2 separate regions of the Homo sapiens genome follow, and region 1 is linked to region 2. A link is an interaction called in ENCODE POLR2A ChIA-PET data of the cell type or tissue named here. Cell type or tissue: CD4-positive, alpha-beta T cell. All regions are shown on one strand. Each heading gives the region's core, and the rest is flanking DNA. Links, peaks and the distances in the headings are about the cores only.

Evidence for each region. Peaks named below come from ENCODE experiments on the same cell type or tissue, not always from the same donor. Only the 100,000 strongest peaks of a DNase experiment are listed, where the experiment ranks them.
Region 1: POLR2A ChIA-PET joins it to region 2 with 5 read pairs; 2 of 35 experiments call an interaction of 5 or more read pairs at or near these places.

Annotation. Positions count from the first base shown.
Region 1 is chr2:134,320,413-134,327,490 of GRCh38, forward strand. The region is part of intron 4 of MGAT5 (alpha-1,6-mannosylglycoprotein 6-beta-N-acetylglucosaminyltransferase); the gene reads left to right. Among named protein-coding and RNA genes, the nearest start is that of MGAT5, 70 kb to the left of the region's middle. In CD4-positive, alpha-beta T cell, for the core only: no CTCF peak of the experiment used is centred there; a DNase peak (open chromatin) is centred at 4,729; H3K27ac peaks cover 1,823 bases.
Region 2 is chr2:134,196,573-134,202,747 of GRCh38, forward strand. It overlaps a transcript of MGAT5 not described here. Among named protein-coding and RNA genes, the nearest start is that of MGAT5, 54 kb to the right of the region's middle. In CD4-positive, alpha-beta T cell, for the core only: no CTCF peak of the experiment used is centred there; no DNase peak of the experiment used is centred there; H3K4me3 peaks cover 670 bases.

The DNA.
Region 1 (7,078 bases), core at 2,079-7,078, 130 kb after region 2:
TGAATTTTTTACAGACTTTAAGGATATCCATTTCACCTAGAACCTCTTGGGAATCAAAACCGGCTGGCTTCCCCTTTATGGACTGGGGGAGGAAGGGGTTGGAGCAGAGTAGGCAGCTTTGGGGTCTTGTGAAACAGGTTCTGGCCAATTCTGAGGTCATGCCTCCACAGACCCTCTGCTGCCCTTTCTTTTTATTCTGTCCCCCGTTTTTGTTTGCTGTTGCTGTTGTTATTTGACCAATAATAACAGCTGGTGATGCCATGCAGGAAGGAGAACACCTTCATTTTTGAGGCTAAATAAAATATTCTTGCCATAGTTTTCCTTTTGTGGGATTCAGATGCCTCTCTTTTCTTTGCCATAGGGTGATGGGGATAGAGGCCAAACAGTATTGCTAATAGGGCATGTGGCCCTGATTCTGTGGGGTTTGCCCCTCTCTCAGACTATTACTTCTTTTGCCTGGGTGCATTCAAGTTACACTTTTTGGGGGTTCCAACCGGGCTCCATGATTTTTTGGGGGAAGGGGGACAAGGTTGTTCCATTGCCATCATGAAAACCCCAGAGCTAACGATAGTTAAAATACCTCTTGGAAATGAACAGCTCTGAGAGTTGGGTGTGTGAGGCTCCTCATTAGCAGGCTGCTGGCAAATTGACTTGATAGCATTTATATGAGTTTCTGGCTTCCGGCTTGGGTGGCTTGTGGCCTGCCTTCTCATTTCCTTCTCCAGAGGAGTAAAGCCTGGGGCCATGCGTGAACCTTCACTCTAGTTGAAAAGTCAATTAGAAGTACCTCTCCTGCCCTGAGGAAAAGGTTCCTCATTTAGTTTAATTTTCAAAAGTTTTATTCCCCTTTCTACTTGAAAGAATTTAGCCAGAGTCTGACCAAGCTCCATGATTGACAAGCTGGGCTAATTTCATGCCTTCCTAAGCCTTTGCATGTTGGGGTATGCTGCTGAGGCAGAGGATTTTACATTCCCATACTTACATCTCCTTGGAAGGCATGGAGAGTGATCCAAATGGAAGAGACTGCAGTTATTTGTGACTTCTTTCCCTCCCTTTGTCACACTTCACCCCTGCTCCCAGTGAAGTATATGGCTAAGCTGAGAGAAAAGTGAGGTTCTGGGGAAGGGAAGTAGAGAGGAATACGGGATGAAGAGACATGATGGATCACATATCACTTGCTATCTGAGGCTGAGTATTTCATTTTGGAACGAGCAACTACGTTTTCTCTTCCTGAGGTGTGAAATACGCTTCATTAGCTCATACCACTCTCTTCTTATGCAGATATCGGGTGGTCTTTTTGTTGCTTGGCTGAATTCTGTTCAGTGAGCAGTTATTGAATTCATTGTCAACAATTAATGAAAACACATTTTCTTGACACCACGTTATGTGTTAATCATTGTAAAAGCAACAGGAAGAAAGGATGCAGGTAACTGAACCAGGAGAATGGGTGGAGATAACTAGGGACCCCTTCTTACAAGTTTTAATCTGAATATAACCCTGAACCTCAGGGCTTTTCTATGTTATCATAGCATTGTAATAAGTACCCTGTGAGAGTTGAAGGAGAATGTCACCAATATGGTCCCTTCAATAGGAATAATATCTTAGAGTCACACCTGACATCAGCTTCTGTTTCTGCTGCTTTCTCAGCTCTATGAGGTCACTTAACCTTTTGTGCCTAGGATTCTTCCTTTATGAAATAATAGGAATGTACTTAGAGTACAACCCGGCAGATAAAAGACACTCAATAAGCATAACTGACACTTCCGTGGTTTTAAATGTTGTGATCTTTTTGGAATAGTTGTGGGGTGTCACTTTGCCTTGGACATTATATGTGGGAACATTGTTCCATTTTAGAATTAGAATCAATTTCTGGTTCTCATTTACCAGTGTAATGCAATTTTAGATCCTTTGACTTCTGGTAATATAGAAATTCAGCTGTTTCCCTTAATGCCTATTTTTAAATTGACAACGTTTGTATGTATTCATGGTATACAACTTGGTGTTTTGATATGGGTCTGCATTGTGGAATGGCTAAATCAAGCTAATTAACATGTGCATTACTTCACATACATATTTATTTGTGGTGAGAGTATTTTCCCTTGATTGGTCATTTCTGGACATGATACTTGGGTTTGCACTGGAATTAGCTGCACGTATGGACCCAGTGCACCCTACCATTGTTAATGTGAGATTAGTAGAGATGTTTTGTAAAACCGATTAATTCCTTTTTAGTATTTTTAAAATCCTGGACAATATCTGTGGCTTTGTAGGAGCTGTTGGTTCACTTGTGTGGTTTTATTCTTTCCTGCTGTCTTGAAACTTTCCTTATTCTGTTATTTAAGTTAACTCTGAAACCTGCGTTTTTATTTCCTGTATCATCTAGGTTTCTCTTGCAACTGGGGAGATGATTGAGAGAGACATCTTCATTTGAGTTGTTAATGTGATCAACACATGCACCAGTGACTTTTATTCTATTCCTAATCCTTATTGAAAGAGCCAGTTCTTGTTTTGATCTATGTTTAACATCAGAGCTTTAACAGATGCCAAAAGGACATGAAGTAAAATGTCTCTTGTATAGTCAGTCACTAGTGGAATTGGAGCATTTAGATTCAGACCTGTCTTAAGAGATGGTACTCTTCCTTCATTTTTCTTTCTTAGGGTTGTCTCAGTTCACCAGCTTCCGCTGAGTTATGGGATTAGAAACTTCTGTTAGTACTTTCACCCTCACCAACTTGTAGTCTATGGATCTTTTTTGGTTAAATCCCAGGAAGAAAAGCCATCAATATTTTTCCTTAAAATACCCCCACAGCTGTTTGTTATATGTCTGACGCTGTACTAGAGATGGTAGAGATAAAAGCTGAGTGGTTGCCTTTCTTTAGAGGTGGGACTTTGGGGCAGACAAGAGAAGAATGAAAGACTATTGATGCTCCACTGTACCAGACACCTCAAATACAGAATAACTCCATTTTATTTAAGTGACTTCAGCATCTGAGGATTTTAATATCCACAGGGGTCTTGAAACCAGTCCCCAACAGATACTGTGGGTCAGCTATACACAATCTTATTTAAACCTCTTGCCAACTCTAAAGAGTAATGGAGAGCCAAGTCATAGATAGCTCAGAGAGGTCAAGTCGCTTATCCCCAAAGTCCTGCACTTTTTGTTCCTGCTGTCTCCTTTATGATGAAGGAAAACGGATCTTAGGTAGCTAACTTGCAGCCATTGACTTTGCATTCAGTTGTATGGTTAAATCCACTTGTGATGGGAAAATGGCTCTAATTTAGCTAACTTGAATGAATAGATCTTCATTGCTAGTTGTCTAATACTCCATAATTTCGATACCCTACGCCTCCAAAAAAACACAAACTCTCTTGCTGCCATAACTCATGAAAACCAGGTGTCAGCCATTCCAAGTGGTAGGAATGAGCAAATGATTCATTAGGCAGCCTTGTATTTCCAGAACATCAGGCAGTTCATTTTCTGTATCTGTTTTCGTGAGCCATGTAACTACTCCCATTACAGAGACAGGGCCCTATAAAGTAATTACTCTGAATGTCATTGTTTCAGGTATATTAACTTAACCATCTGCAGAGCCTTTTACTGCTATCAGCTTTTACAAAATTTAGAATGAATTTCTTCATCTCTGTTGATATTATGTTGATAGATGATACTGATGTATTTGACACTGGCACTTTTTTTTCTTTTTAAACAGTTGTTACAGAACCTAGGAAGCATCATACCTTTCCAGAGTTCCTAATTTGTTTATGCTTTTCTTGTATGCACTTCTGTTGCCATTGCAAGTAGAGTTGCTCTGAAATAATCAAATTGCCCAGTGATTGATTGCTAGATCTTAGGATGTGTGCAAGCTATTGCTTCAAATGCCAATTTGGACTAGATGCATGAGAGTGTGTCTATGACTCTTTCACAAAGGAGCAAAAGAAGCAGTTTCATGCCTTACTTGTCAATCTAGTTCTTATATTTCATAAACAACAGACGTAAAGGTCTTTGCTTCTTTCTGTTCTCCCTTGGCAGTATGTAAAACTAATATTGGCTGAGCATGTAATTAACCTTGAGTTTAAATTCAGCATACTTAATCCCTTGATTAATGCTAAGATTAATGCCCAACAGGAAAGGTTGAAAGCTTAAATGTTTGTGAATGCGAGCATGAAATGAAATCCTAATAACCAGTACAATGATTTGGATTTATGAGCTGTGTTGGCTGCTAAAGATAACTTGGAAATGGTGTTGCACAGACTAATTTGTCAAAGTGGGCAGTGATAAAGAATAGACTGCTTAGGTTACAGGACAAAACCTGAATGTAAAAACAACTAACGTTTTGGGGTGGGTCAGGGAGTACTTTAAAAATATCACCGGATTGTTGCCCGAGAATACCAACACACACCCTTCAAATGTTCAGCCATTTGAAATGGGAAATTCCTTTTCCTCAAGATAATATTTCTGGGCAGTAAAGGAGGTGGCAGAGATTTATGATCATGTTCTTTTCACCTTCTCTGTTCAGCCTTTATTGGTATCTTTTTCATCTGTATATATTTGTTGCTCTTACTACCTGAGTTCTAAGACATCCTTAGTAAAAGAATTTAAAAAAAAAAAAATCCTGAGTTTACAGAACAGTATTTGTTAGTCAGCCTAACTGATCTGTTAGTTTCTCCCTTTAGCCCCTCACCCACTAAAGTTCTTAGCAACACTTCCTGTTTATGAATGTTATATACCACAACATTTATATTTAGACTTCTTGTTCTGGCCTCCACTCTACAAAAATCAGAAGGGCAAAGGACAAGACTTGCCAAAACCCAAATCAACACTTCTTTGACTGCTTCTTGGAACACATGTGGCAGGATGGGGCTTCAATGCTGTCATCTCCAATTTGTTTTTTATACACATTTAAATATCGTCTCATGTAATTTCTATTGTATGACCCTAAAAATACTTTTAAAATTATGTTTTAAACTTTTTAATATGCAAAATTTCCAGCATGTACTACAAAAGAGTTTAACAAACTCCTGTGTGCCCGTGATCCATATTCAACAATTGTCAATCCATAGCCGGTCTCATTTCATTTATAACCTCCTCTGCTTCATTATTTTAGGACAAATCTCAAGCATCATATCATCTGTTTCAATGTGTATCTCTAAAAGAGACTTTTAAAACATACTGTACAACTATTCTCATTATAACTGCTAATACTATTTCACACCTGAAAATTAACATAATTCCTTCACATCAGATTAGTATTCACATTTTCAGGCCATTGTATAAATTAAAGTTTATTTATTTGAACTGGGTTTCCAGTAAGGACCCTAAATTGCAATTGTTGATGTCTCCTAAATCTCTCTTCATTTTAGGTTCTCTTCCGTCTCTTACTTTTCCTCCTTCTAATTTTTTGTTAGAGAAACTGCTTCATTGCCTTAGAGTTTGTCTTACTCTGAATTTTGGTTACAGCCCATGTTGTTGCATAACCTGGCTCTTTGCCCCCTTGTATTTCCAGTAAAGTGATAGCTAGCTCTGAGGTTTGATCAGAATAGTGCCTAATATTGTTTGTGCAAGTTATTTCATGGATAATGGTATTATATACTTGAGTTGGGAGGCACATAATGCCTGATTTCTCTTTCTCTCTCTCTCTCTTTTTTTTTTTTTTTTGATGTTAGCAATCATTGATCAGTGCCCAGGTTCATTAATTCATTAAAGGTACCTTCTTAATATATCAGGAATACTTCTGTGCAGAGATGTGACTCTTCATCAGGTATGTGATCACCCTAAGAGGAAATTCATAGAAGAAACCATTTATTTCCCAGTTCATTTCCTAGAATTTCCAGCTTTTCTTCTTTTTGCTTGCTTGCTTTTTGTTTTTTATTATCGTTATGTAGTAATGGATTAAAACATTTGAACAATCCATTGCAGTTATTTTCTTACTGATTGTCAAGTTGCCCCGCTTTGGCCAGTGAGGACCTATTCATACTGCTTTCTCAGACCTTTTGACATGACCATGGTAGTTTGTAATAGTTTTCTTGTTCTGTGGTATGCCAAGATCTTCCAGATTCATCTCATACAGTTCCTGCCCTAGGCCTGGAACCAGCATCTCTAAGAACCATCTTGCTCCCCCGGCCTGCATACCACCCCAGTTTCCTTAGAAATAATGCTTAGGGGCCACAACCTGAGTGCCAAGAGCATTAATTGCTATTGATTTTTTTCTGGCTGCTGGAGATGTAACAATGAATAAACACTCCTCATTATGGTTGTGTTATGTAAGGAGAGATAGCTAGCAACATCAAAAAAGTAAGATGTATCATCTAGATTGTAGTGCATGCCTGGGGAGAAATACTAAAGAGAGGGCAAGAAGTACTTATGAGAAGTGATGGTGTCAGTTTTGGATAGAGTGGTCAGGATAGGCCCTACTGAGAAGGTGAGAAAATGATGTTGGACCATATTTGAAGAAAGTGAGGGAGTAAGAAGTGCAGATATCTGACAGGTGTTTAGCAGGCAGTGGGAAGAGAAGTGCAGTCGCCCTGGAGTGACCATTAACACCTAATGTTAACAACAAGTACAAGCAAAGTCATCTCCACAGAGAGTTTTGTCTGTTTTGTTCTCACGTACAATGATGTCTGGCACATGGGTTTATTGAATGAATGGTTCTATCTGAAGCATTTTTTAAAATTGGCTATAGTTTTTTGTTTTGAGTGGGTAACTTCTAGCTCTAACCCTTCCGATCTTAAAAAAAATGTTGTAAACTTTGTAACATTAAAATCCGCTAAGACATTTGAGTTGAGACATGAAGCAGGGGCGTTTTGAGCACTGATTAACACATTTAATATACAGTAGTCCTCTCTTATCCATGAGGGATATATTTTAAGACCCAGTGGTACCTGAAACTGAGGGTGGTACCGAACCCTCCATATACTATACTTTTTTCTTCTTCACAATGTTATGGCTTCTCTTTGGCATATCTGAATTGCCAGCATCATTACTCTTGAGCTTTGGGGCTGCTATTAAGCAAAATGAGGGTTTATTGAACACAGGCACTGAGATACTGAGACAGTTGATCTGGTAACATAAAGGCTACTA
Region 2 (6,175 bases), core at 1-5,000:
TTGTTTTCCCATAAGGTTCAACTCCTAATGATAGTCGATGCTTGTAAGTGACATGGATCTTTAGCTCCGCTTTTATAGTTTAGAGCAAGCTTGTCCAGACTGCGGGCCACCTGTGGCCCAGGACGGCTTTGAATGCGGCCCAACACAAATTTGTAAAGTTTCTTAAAAAATGGAATTTTTTTTTAGCTCATCAGGTTTCCTTACTGTTAGTGTATTTTATGTGTGGCCCAAGACAGTTCTTCTAGTGCGGCCCTTTGGTGAAGCCAAAACATTGGCTGCCCCTAGTTTAAAGGCTATGTCTCCTATCTCATATTTTAATAGGCTAAGTTGTACTAGTTTAACAGGAATATGTGTGTTTGATTTACAAGGGGATTTCCTAAAGTTGTGGCCTCTGCCTTTGAATTTTCAACTACTTTAAAAAATACTCTTAAGGACAACCTTAACACAGTTCAATGATTTCTTAATTAGTTCATCAAATATTTATTGAGTTTTTACTGTGCCAGGTACTGGGATGTATGTGGTGGATGGTATGGGGGGTGGTCAGGGATACAAAGATGAAAAACTGCTTCTGCCTTTAGGAACTCTGCAGATTGGTGGGTTGGCAGGTATGTATGCCCCAATATACTTCAGTCAATATTTCAAAGTCTTCCAAGCCCTTAGGAGTTGGAACATTTTTACGTTTGAACTTGACCGTGATGTTGTGGAATTTTCTAGCTCAGGAAGGGCCTTCTAGGCAGGAGAAACAGCATTAGCATTACGAGGTGATGCTAGACCTGTTCCAGAAATTGAGTAATTTATATGAGAGAGTCTGGTAGAAAATTCAATTCAAAAGGTCGGTTGAGACATTGAGTGACTGGAAAAGCAAAGCTTGTATTTTCAGGTGGATCTAGCACTTAAAAATTGGGATTTGAGATTAAAGAGAGATTTCTTGAACCTCCTGGTATAACTTGCTATCCTTTGGAGTCAAAGACGATGATGTCGGCCATCTTGTTAGGCTAAGGAGGAAAAGGAAAGTATGAAGGATTTGCTTCTTGATCAGTAGTTCTTAGTCATGTTCCATGTAGGACGGAAAATCTTTGTATTAAGGAACATGTTCAGCTGCTGTAACAGAAACCTCAAACAATACTGATTTAAACAAGACAGTTTAGTTTCCTTTTACTTTAAAGTCAGCTAGAATGGCATTTCTGCCTGCTAAAGTTATAGGGGGCTGGGCTCCTTCCTTCTGGTTGCCCTGCCACCCCCAGTGTTGCTCTCCTTTGTATGCCCTGAAATAAAGGAGAAAAAAAGGGTAGGAGGAAGGGCAAGGAGGAATGATAACCCAGAGGTTGGGTAGATTTTTTTCTACTCCTGTTCCACTTGGCAAAATATAATCACTCTGCCACTCAGCTGCAAGAGATAATTATACTCTGTAGTGAGATACTCTGCAAAATTCCTGCTCCTATGGAAGAAAGGGAGAATAGCTTTGGGGGAGCAATAAGGATCCAGTATATCCCATTTGGGCCTTGTCATCTGTACCAGAAGCTACTGGTAACTAGAAATGAATTTTTAAGCCTGTATAGCCAAGAAGGGTAGCAATAGTCCTTCTTCTTCTGGTTCTTCATATTGAAAAATGAAACTGATTTTATAAGCTGTGTCTGCCTCTGCTAGCTCAGTGAGCCTGTTCACCAGCCCTCAGTTGCCCTCCCTGAACTTTGCCATCATAGGCAACCCATGTGCACTGTGGAAGGTGCACTTTCCTTGCTGTCAAGCTCTGTGTAGCTCTGAAGATCACCAGCATTCTGATCCAGTGTTCTTCAGACTAGCAAGCAGCTTCAGAATTACCAAGCAAGGAGCAGGAAGTTGGCTGGGAGATGCCTTTTACCCTTGAGTCTAGCTGGGTGTGTGAGGCTTGGCTGTTTTGGCCCATCTGGTCTCCATCCAAGGTGGCTGAGTTAAGATCTTTTGGGCATTGTGCTACAAAGCAGCTTGTCAAGCTGGAATTCCGTTGGTGTAGGGGAGCATAGTCAACCTACTCTGTCCATGTTCCTTATGGCAGCTGCCCCCAAACCTGCCTAGTGGTCAAAACTACCTGGAGAAGACTAATGGGTTCCTATGATATATTGTAGTGGATCAAGTAGTGCACGTTCTCAGGGAGGTGCCCAGGAGTGGACTTTTAAGCAAACACCTTCTCAGGTCTGATCATGGGCCCACTTTGGGAACCACTGCTTTGCATTCTTCATCTTACTACTTATAACTTTTGGTAACTGCATCATGTTTCCCTTCCTTTGAGGGGTTTATATTACAGCTTAACTTGTAAATATTAGGTATTTAGTTGTTTCTGACACTCAGCAAGTATAAAAGAGGCCAAAGTTTATTTTTTGAATGAATGGTATTTGTGTGTTGTTACATAGCTCCCTTGAAATGTATTCTTGTGGCACATTGTCTTAAAACATTTTGGTTAACAGAAGGTAAAAATTAGCCCACCAGGAAATGCTGCATTTCCATTTCAGAAAAACTAAATGCTTCCATATTTTCCAGAGTTGATGATAGATTTGAAAGTAAACATTAAACTCCATTCTGGACTTGGTATGTTAAGCTGCTATTTCTTGGGGAAATCTCATGTATATAATTTGACTAAATTCTTGGAGTAACTGTCTTCCCTTCCTTTCTTAATTGCACATCTTTGCCTCTCCTACTCCTCTGATAAGAGGGCAGTGTGTTTTCCTGTTCCGTGATGTGACTCAGAAGCATGTACATATATCCCAGAAGACAGCCTCCCGGGATGGAGCTGAAGTCTCGGAGGGAGTCCTGGCAGAGGGTGCAAGCTTTGGGACCAGCTGTGGACTGAAAGCTGTTCTTTGTGTCACCTGTGGACTCTCAGTTCTCTGGTGGAGGCTGAAATTTTAGGGCTGGCTGCTGGCTGCAACTGTATTTTGCTTGCCTGCTCCTTTTTTTTTTTTCTTCTAAAAACAGTGGCCTGAACCTCCTTCCACTATTTGTTCTGTGAGGATGGAGCATTAAATCCCTGCTTAGAAAACAGTGATCTTTGCCTTGTTCTATCGGCTGCTCCAACAGCTCTCTGTCAGTATTCCATGATTTTTTTCTCTGACTTTTGGATGACTTGAATACTCATTTTGTGGGTTCATTCTCCTAGTTGTTTAGAATCATTTGCTTTTTCTTTGTTTCCTTTATTATTTGAACCTTCAACTGTGGGAAGCTTACCGAAAAGTGTTTTGCTTGGGAAATGCTCCCCCTGCATATGGCTACTATCCATTGTTGCTCATGAGTTCTGTTGGAGTTTGAGGGAAGCAGATACTGATTGGTGCTCTGTATGTGGAGGTTGTGCAAATGGCAAGAATGAACATGCTTCTTGCCTGCAAGAAGCTTCAGTGGTCCAGTGAAAAAATAAAACCCACAAACAGTCTTAAAATCATTGATTAGAGGTACAATTTTGGTAAACACCTGAGAATTTTTCTCTGTCTCAGGTAAAGGATGTCATGTTGAAATGAGGAATTAATTACGTGCAGATAGTAAGTCTTTTATTTGGCAATGAGGACTATTTTAGCTGGTGTCCCTGCCTCCCTACCCCGCCCCCCAATCCCCCCATTCCCCCCCTGCCCCGCCAAGGCTGAGAAAGTCACAGCTTTTGGGAAGTATTCCAGAAATATCTGACTGACTGACCTTGGTAAGGACACCATAGTGGTCACGCTTGAGGGGTTTAAACAGATTTTCTGCCAAGGGAATATAGTCTCTAGCCTGAATACTTCAGACAGGGATGTCTGCAAGTCCCCTGACATCTTCCTTCCTTTGTAGATTCTTCTGGAAATTTCTCTCATGTCTGCAGTGATGCTGCCTTCACAGGAGCACAGCTGTTCTTCCTGGCTGATGGCAGTTGTTGCCAATTAATGGTGTTACAAGTCTCTTTTTCTTCTTTTCTCTGTTGAGCCTCTTTGTCCTTCACTCCCTAAATGTAATCAGAGAAACCCTATTTGGTGTAGACTGAGTGTCTTTCTATATAACCTCTATTAGCATTAGCCTTTCTCCATTTATTCACTCATTCAAGGAATAGTTGAGCACTTAGTGTGCCCTAAACTCTGTTTTAATCACGAAGTATGGAGTGAGCAAAACAGATGAGTTCTCTGCTTCTGTGGAGCCTATGTTCTGGTAAACGAAATAAACAGGATTTGCTGGGCATGGTGGCTCAAGTCTGTGATCCTAGCGTCTTGGGAGGCCAAGATGGAAGGATCACTTGAGGACAGGCATTCAAGACCACCCTGGGCAACATGGTGACACTCCGTCTCTACAAAAATAAAAATAAAAAAAATTAGCCCAGTGTTGTGGTATGCACCTGTAGTCCCAGCTATTCAGAAGGCTGAGGCAGGAGGATTGCTTGGTCTTGCTCTGTCTCCTGATTGCTATGTGACACGATCATAGCTCACTGCAGCCTTGAACTCCTGGGCTCAAGCCATCTTCCTGCCTCAGCCTCCTGAGTAGCTGGGACTACAGGTGTGTGCCACTACTCCCTGCTTGTCTTGTGTTTAATCATTCAAATACCTTTATTAAGGATGCCCTCTGTGCTTGATCTTACTTCGGGGGCTATTTCCTAAAAATATAATCTGGAGAGGCTGTGGTCTTTGCCCTCTGGAGGGCCGCTTTGGTTTAGTTGAGACAGGTTGGGCTGTGAACCAATAGCTATAGTCGAGTGTTAAATAAGGCAAAAGTAGGTCCAGGGGTTGGTAGGAGCAGGAAGAACTATCTTTTGTTCTCTTTGAGCTGGTGGACTGGAGTATGGGGTTGGGATATTGTAATCCTCTTATGCTTTGGCCATAATAAATTATTTTTCTGTATCTTTTCTATTTAAAAAGCCTTTTTCTTTTCATACTGTTTGACATTAGGGAACCAGTAGATGGGAGGGAAGATGGGATAATGGGGGTGTGGGGAGTGAGTAATTAGATTCCCCTTCAGCAGTCTCAGAAAAGAAGTCAGCATCTTCCACAGCACCGGGTCAGCTTGTGATGGTTCCAGACAGGGTGAAACAATTTTTATGATTTGTCTTCAGATCCTTTTCTCCTTTCACCTTCGGGGCGACCTGTGCTTGTCAGATCCTCCACGGCAGTTGTTATTGTCAAGTGAGGTAACAGTGGCACAATGCTAATGAGAAGGCAGAATGGTTGTCCAGGGTGGCCTTGGTGGCCGCCAGGCGCCAGCATCTTTATCAGCTCTGACATGCTGCTCAGAAGGCCAGCTCTCTGGGCCAAGCGCTGCTTTTTTTTTTTTTTTTTTTTTTTTTTTAATTGAGAGGAGTGACTATCCCTCCAAAAGCTGCTGATTAGCACTCTGGCTTGAAAGGCTCCATGCTAATATGTAGTTTGCTACAAAGATGCCAGGGTTTGGTATGGTCACTAAATTATTTTCCCTTCTCTGATAATTGGCTGGTTGATACTAATGAAGAGATGCAACTATTTTCATTATATTATTATTGAATACCCTTGAAACCACCCACCCCAAGAACTTGGACTTATCAGTAACTCATATCTATCTATGACATCCTCTCTTCTTCCATCCTCTGCCACCTGACCCAGCAGCCACTATTCAAAACTTCATTTTCTTGTTCAGCTTCTCTGTCTTTTGCCGACTGCTATGGTCTGAATGTTTGTGTCCCTCCAAAATTCATATGTTGAAATCTAATCCCCAACCTGATAGTGTTAAGAGGTGTGGGGCCTTTCAGGCCTCTGATTAAATCAGAGGGAGGAGCCCTTGTGAATGGGGTTCATGCCCTTATAAAAGAAGCTGCAGGGATTTTGTTTGCTCCTTCTGCCATTTGAGTACACAGCTAGAAATGGCATCTATGAAGCAGACAGTAGGCCCTTACCAGATGCCAAATTTGTTGGCGCCTTGATCTTGGATGTTCCAGCCTCCAGAGCTATGAGCAGTAAATTTCTGTTGTTCACAAATTGCGCAGTCTAAAGTGTTTCGTTTTACTAGGCTGAACAGACTGAGGCACTGGCCCAGGGTTTAGCATTCAGAAGTGTTGCCCCAGGCATCAGCCTCTGGCTGCCAGCCTCTACAGCCCAGCTCACTTTGTGGGGATGGGTGGGGTAGGAATGTCCTTAGGGACTTGTGAGATAAGCAGTGTCTTCAGAGCATGTTTTAGCCAGGATCTTTTTAAAGACATTCTTTAATCCTATACGGCCAA